2 separate regions of the Homo sapiens genome follow, and region 1 is linked to region 2. Evidence: chromatin loops called from intact Hi-C (ENCODE). Cell type or tissue: MCF 10A. All regions are shown on one strand. Links, peaks and the distances in the headings refer to the core of each region. The heading gives the core; the rest is flanking DNA. Region 1 overlaps BTNL8 (butyrophilin like 8). Region 2 has its middle 16 kb from the start of ZFP62.

Region 1 (2,872 bases), core at 373-2,872, 73 kb before region 2:
TCTTGTCTTTCACCCTGGCCACGCCTTGGCTGGGCCTCGGGCTGCTCACCTGGATCTTCTGGATGTTCTCTCTGTCCAGACTCTCCACCATGGAATCCACCACCTTCTGCACCCACAGCTGCTGTGTGACGACCCTTCACTGCCTGCCCGAAGAGTTGATTTTTGACTGTCATGGAGCGCCTGATGCGTGGATGCACCACGGTTTGTTTATCTGCTCATCTGTTGTGAGTATCTGGGCTGTCTCCACCTTTCACCTATTCTGAATGAGGCTTCTATGAATATTGAGGTACAAGGCTTTGTCAAGACATGCAGTTCCTTTTCTCTTGGTGAATACTTAAGAGTGGGATGGCTGGACCATACGTTAGGTGACTGTTTACTTTTAAAGAAACTGCCATACAGTTTTCCAAAATAGTTTTTACATTTTTACACTCTTTTACATTCCTATCAGCAGGGTGTGAGTTTCAGTTTCTGCACATTGTGGCCAACACTGGGTATGATCATTCTGTGTAATTTTATTACCACTCCAATAGGTAGGAATGGTATCTCATTGTTTTAATTTGAATTGTCTCAATTACTATGATGTTGAGTATCTTTTCATGTGCCTGTCATCTGTGTAGCTTCTTTGCTCACAGATGTAATTTTTTCCTGCATCTATTGAAATGATCGTATAGTTTTCTTTTTCAGTTTGTTAATGTGGTTAATTAAACTGGTTGATATTTGAATATTAAGCCACATATGAGAAAAAACATATTTAGTAGTGATGTATTATTCTTTGAATGTATTGCTGGATTCAGTTTGCTAAAATTTTAATTAGAATATTTGTGTCTAAGTTCATGGGGGATATGGACGTGTAGTTTTCCTTTCTTTTCTTGTAATGTCCTTGTCTGGTTTTGGTATGAAAGTAATGCGGGCTCTATAGAATGCAATGGAAGTGCCACCTTCCCTCTGGCTCTGGCACAGAGCAGGTGCCTGTTTCATGGGTGATTTGAAGTAGGGAACAATAAATTCATGTGAAATAAACAAGCAAAGACCTTACTGAAAGTGTAATATAATGAACAAACCATTAGGATACACTCTGTCATCAATAAGATCTAAGCATTATTCACATTCCTTGTCTACTTAATCTACACCACAGCCTGTGAGATGGGAATTCCTGACGGTTCTTCACCTGAGAGGTGGTATTTCAAGATCACTTAGCCAGATGGAGTGAGAGCAAACTAAATGTAATGTCAGCCTTCTTCCCTCCCAGCTCAGGGCAGCCATGACACCTGACTCCCATGTGGACAGGCCAGTCCCCCTTCATCTGGAAGCCACCTTGGCCGGCTGCTGCGGGACTTTGGATCTGGGAGAGAGACCTTAATATCCCTAAAGAAGAATGTGGGATGTGATTCATCCTACATTTCACCCCTGGGGAGGAAGGGCGTGGTTGCCTGTGAGGAGGACTCACTGTTGCTTGTCTCTGGGATTGCAGAGGCCCTTTGCCAAGAGGCCTCTTTCTCTGATTCCTGGGTGACTGGGCAGATGACTATGGGAGTTCCATTTTGCTCATTATAGGACGGATACTCAATGTAGGGCCTCAATAAGCCTTCAAACCGACATGTCAGGGTATAAATAAGGGACTGGTCATTTATGTTGAAGAAGGAGATGGTCCCACACTCATAGTCCAGGAAGACCCCTATTTTTGTAGGTGGGGTCCTGGGGAAGACGCTGATAAAACGGGGATTTAATGTGAAATACAAATGTTCTCCATTCAGTCTGAGGACCCAGTACCCATGATCGGGAGACAAAGTCACGTACTCCTTCCTCCTGTCCACATCATCCCGGCACACTCCCACGCGCCACCTTTTATTGTGTCCTCCGTCCACCTCCCAGTAATGTTTCCCTGCTTGGAAACTCTGAGAAGCCACCACACTCTTCCTTGTAAATCTCTTCTCAGAGTGAGGCACCTCCTGGGGAGCTTTTCTATGGGTTACAGTTTTCAGATCAGAAACGCAGAGCTTCGGGTGAGCCGTCTCTGGATCCAGAGTCACCTCCACTGGGGTGCGGTGGGGGAGAGAGGAAGCATGAGTTACTGAAGACGAAATCTGGGCTGGAGCAAGAGGTCGACCCTCCCACTGCAGACTGGCTCTGGGTGGCATAGGTGAGGCCCCGGACCTGAGCCTCCCGCAGACACTGCCTTTCAGGTCCTCTCATCACCAGTGCAGCCTGGAGGACTCATCAATGTCTAGATATGTCTCAATATGACGTCCCAATCTCGGCATATCACCCAACCCTGCCACTGTCCCTTCATACATAAAACTATTTGATTCATAAGAGCTGGAGGGACCCCACTATCTAACTTCCTCCCACTCAGAATTTTCTGCCTGACTTTACTTCCTTCCCCTCAGCTCAGACCCCTGACCAGTCACTAGTGCCCTCAATTCCCTGAAACTGTGCCAAAGACCCCCCCGTCTCCCGTTTACCCAGCCCCTGTCTTCTCCCCTTCTAGACCAAGGGAAAGAAGTGTGTCTGGGGGCACTGAACCCTTGGGGGCGATCAAGCATCCAGTTTCTCCATCTGCAGGCAGGATGGGTCTCAGCATCACTCTGTGTTCCCGTATCTGTCCCTGTTCAGTTCCCCCTCTCATGTCCACCTGAGATTCTGTCCCACTGTCACCCTCTCAGGCGTTGGTACCTGCGTGTTTCCGGGCGTCTCTCAATTCTGAAAGCAAGCAGACAGAGCAGGCAGTTCAGTGCTCACGTGGGAAACAGGGCGCAGGGAGAAGGGAAAGACCAAGGATTGGGACCCTTTTTGAGTGTTGTGGACCCTCCAGAGATCCGAAGAAGGCTATGGGGCTTCTCTACAAAATGCACCTCCCCCAGAATCTGCAATT
Region 2 (2,922 bases), core at 278-2,777:
GGGCAACATGGCAAAACCCCATCTCTACCAAAAATACAGAAAATTAGCTGGGTGTGGTGGTGCATGCCTGTGGTCCCAGCTACTTGGGAGGCTGAGGTGGGAGGATCGTTTGAGCCTGGGAGGCAGAGGTTGCAGTGAGCTGAAATCATGCCACTGCACTCCAGCCTGGGTGACAGAATGAGATCCTATCTAAATAAATAAATAAATAAAGTTTCCTAAAAAATTAAAAATGGAAATGCCATATGATATGGTTTGGCTATGTCCCCACCCAAATCTTATCTTGAACTGTAGTTCCTGTAATCCCCACATGTCGTGGTAGGGACCTGGTGGGAGGTAATTGAATCATGGGAGTGGTTACCCCCATGCTGCTGTTTTCCTGATAGTAAGTAAATTTTCACAAGATCTGATGGTTTTATAAAGGGGCTTTTCCCCCTTTTGCTTGGCACTTCTCCTTGCTGCCGCCATGTAAAGAAGGATGTGTTTGCTTCCCCTTCTGCCATGATTGTAAGTTTCCTGAGGCCTCCCCAGCCCTGTGGAACTACGAGTCAATTAAACCTCTTTCCTTTATAAATTACCCAGTCTCGGCTATGTCTTTATTAGCAGCGTGAGAATGGATTAATACACCATATCACCCAGCAGTCCCTCTTCTTTACCACCTTGTAAAGATATTTGCACTCTTATGTTTATTGCAGCATTATTCACAAAAGTCAAAATATAGAAACAATGTAAATGCCATAGAAAGACAAGTACATAAATATGATATATGTACATAATGGAATATTTTTCCACCTTAGAAAAGAAGATCCTGCCACTTGTTACAACATGTATGGACCTGGAGGACATTACGCTAACTGAATAATCCAGACACAGAAAGGAAAATGTGACTGGGTGCAGGGGCTCAGGCCTGTAGTTCCAGGACTTTGGGAGTCTGATGCAAGAGAACTGCTTGAGGCCAGGAGTTCAAGACCAGCCTGGGCAATATAGCAAGACCCTGTCTCTAGAAAAAAAAAATTTTTTTTAATTAGCCAGGTGCAGTGGCACATGCCTGTAGTCCCATAACATCATGTAGTCATAGCTACTCAGGAAGAGGAGGCAGGAGGATTGTTTGAACCCAGTTTGTTACAATGAGCTGTGATCATGCCACCACACTCCAGCCTGAGCAACAGAGTGTGACTCTATTCAAAAAAAGAGCCAATTTCCAGTATTCATCATGCTAATTAGCAAGTCACTAGCGTCACCAATAAAATCCATTAAAAATTAAAAAAAGAAAAACATTACATGATCTTATTTAATCTCAAAAACACAGAAAAAGAGAACCAACTGGTTATCATGGCTGAGGGAGGCGAAGGAAATGCGGAGATGTAGATCAAAGGATAAAAAGTAGGCGATATGTAGAATCAATATCTAGAGGTCTAATGTACAATATAAGAAGTCAAGTAGTTAAATTGTATTGTATTAGGAATTCTTGTTAAATAAGCATATTTTAGCTCCTCTTATTACAAAAATACAAAGTAACTATCTGAAATGATAAATATGTTAATCTGCTTCACTGGAGTACCACTTTACTATCTATATGCATCCCATAATGCCATGTTGTAAACCTCAAATACACATAATTTATCTTTGAAGAAACATAGAGTAGGATGAAGGACAGAGCAAGATGGCAGAAGAGAACTCTTTAGCTGTTGTCTCACTGCAGAAACATCACATAGAATGACTAGCAACATACATAAATACCTTCATGAGAGCTAAGGAGACCAGGTGAGAGATCAGAGTATATGGTTGTAACATAATAAGAAAAGATGCATTGGAGAGGGTAGAAAGGACAGTTTTAATTACCTGAATCACTTCTCCCCCAACTGCAGGTATCATAGCACAGAGAGAGATACCATCCACTTGGAGGAGAGATGGAAGTGAACATAGGATTCTGCCTTGTTCCCTAACATTTGGCCCCCAACAATAAAACCAAGCATGAGGCTTACCCCCAAAGCCTCTTAATCCAGGTCAGTAGCCATAGTTTGAGCCTCCTGACCTGCTCCAGTGGCAGGCAAGATCCCATACCCCTTTAAAATTTACTGAATGTCTGGGCTTCATCACTGCCAGCTGACTACAGTGGCGTTTGTTCCAGAAAAACCTCAGAGGCAGAGAGGCAGGCATCAGCAAATACTTCAGGTACACCTAATACTGTACCAGCCAGTAGCCACAGCTCCATTTATGGTAAATGCCCTATATTGGTGTACCATTTGTTAATCATTTATATCATATTTTTACTGTGTCTTTTCTATGTTTGGATATGTTTAGATACACAAATACTCACCATCATATCACAGTTGCCTACAGTATTCAGTGCAGTCACATGCTGTACAGGTTTTTAGCCCCAGTACAGGTTTGCCGCCCAGGACCAACAGGCTGTGTCATACAGCCTGGGTGTGTAGCCGGCTGTGCCATCTCGGTTTGTGTAAGCGCGCTCTATGATGTTCACACAATGATGAAATCATCTCACAACACATTTCTCAGAACGTATTCCTGCCATTACATGATGCACGACTGTATTTAAAATTGTAAGCCTTTTATAGTAAGGGAGTCCAAGGGCCTATCACCAGATGAATGTTAGCTAAGACAAATAGTCATTCCCTGGCACATTGAACTTTCTCAGGCAGGCACTTGAAGGAACGCTGGTTTTATCTGAGGGACATGGCCTTACGCTGTTAGAAGCCATGCTAGAGTTTGGTAAAGTCTCTCAGAGCTTGACCAAAGTTGTCATGTAGTGAGAGTTCTGCCGTTTTCACCTGCAAAGTCTTCCCCAGATGCTTCTGTCCATCCTCCCAACACTTTTTTCTTCTTTTTTTTTTTTTTTGCACGAGTTTTGCTCGTGTTGCCCAGGCTAGAGTGCAGTGGCGCAGTCTCGGCTCACTACAACCT

The links. Hi-C counts contacts between places; a loop is a spot of excess contacts. Peaks named below come from ENCODE experiments on the same cell type or tissue, not always from the same donor. Only the 100,000 strongest peaks of a DNase experiment are listed, where the experiment ranks them.
Region 1: it touches region 2 in a loop (2.7-fold over the local background); 1 of 110 quality-filtered maps calls a loop at or near these places.

Annotation. Positions count from the first base shown.
Region 1 is chr5:180,949,067-180,951,938 of GRCh38, reverse strand. BTNL8 (butyrophilin like 8) reads right to left here. Exons shown (of 8, transcript NM_001040462.3): 7 at 2,674-2,700; 8 at 1,033-2,035. The coding sequence ends at 1,395. Among named protein-coding and RNA genes, the nearest start is that of BTNL3, 38 kb to the left of the region's middle. RefSeq lists an enhancer at 762-1,961. In MCF 10A, for the core only: no CTCF peak of the experiment used is centred there; a DNase peak (open chromatin) is centred at 1,448.
Region 2 is chr5:180,875,794-180,878,715 of GRCh38, reverse strand. No RefSeq gene overlaps it. Among named protein-coding and RNA genes, the nearest start is that of ZFP62, 16 kb to the right of the region's middle. In MCF 10A, for the core only: no CTCF peak of the experiment used is centred there; no DNase peak of the experiment used is centred there.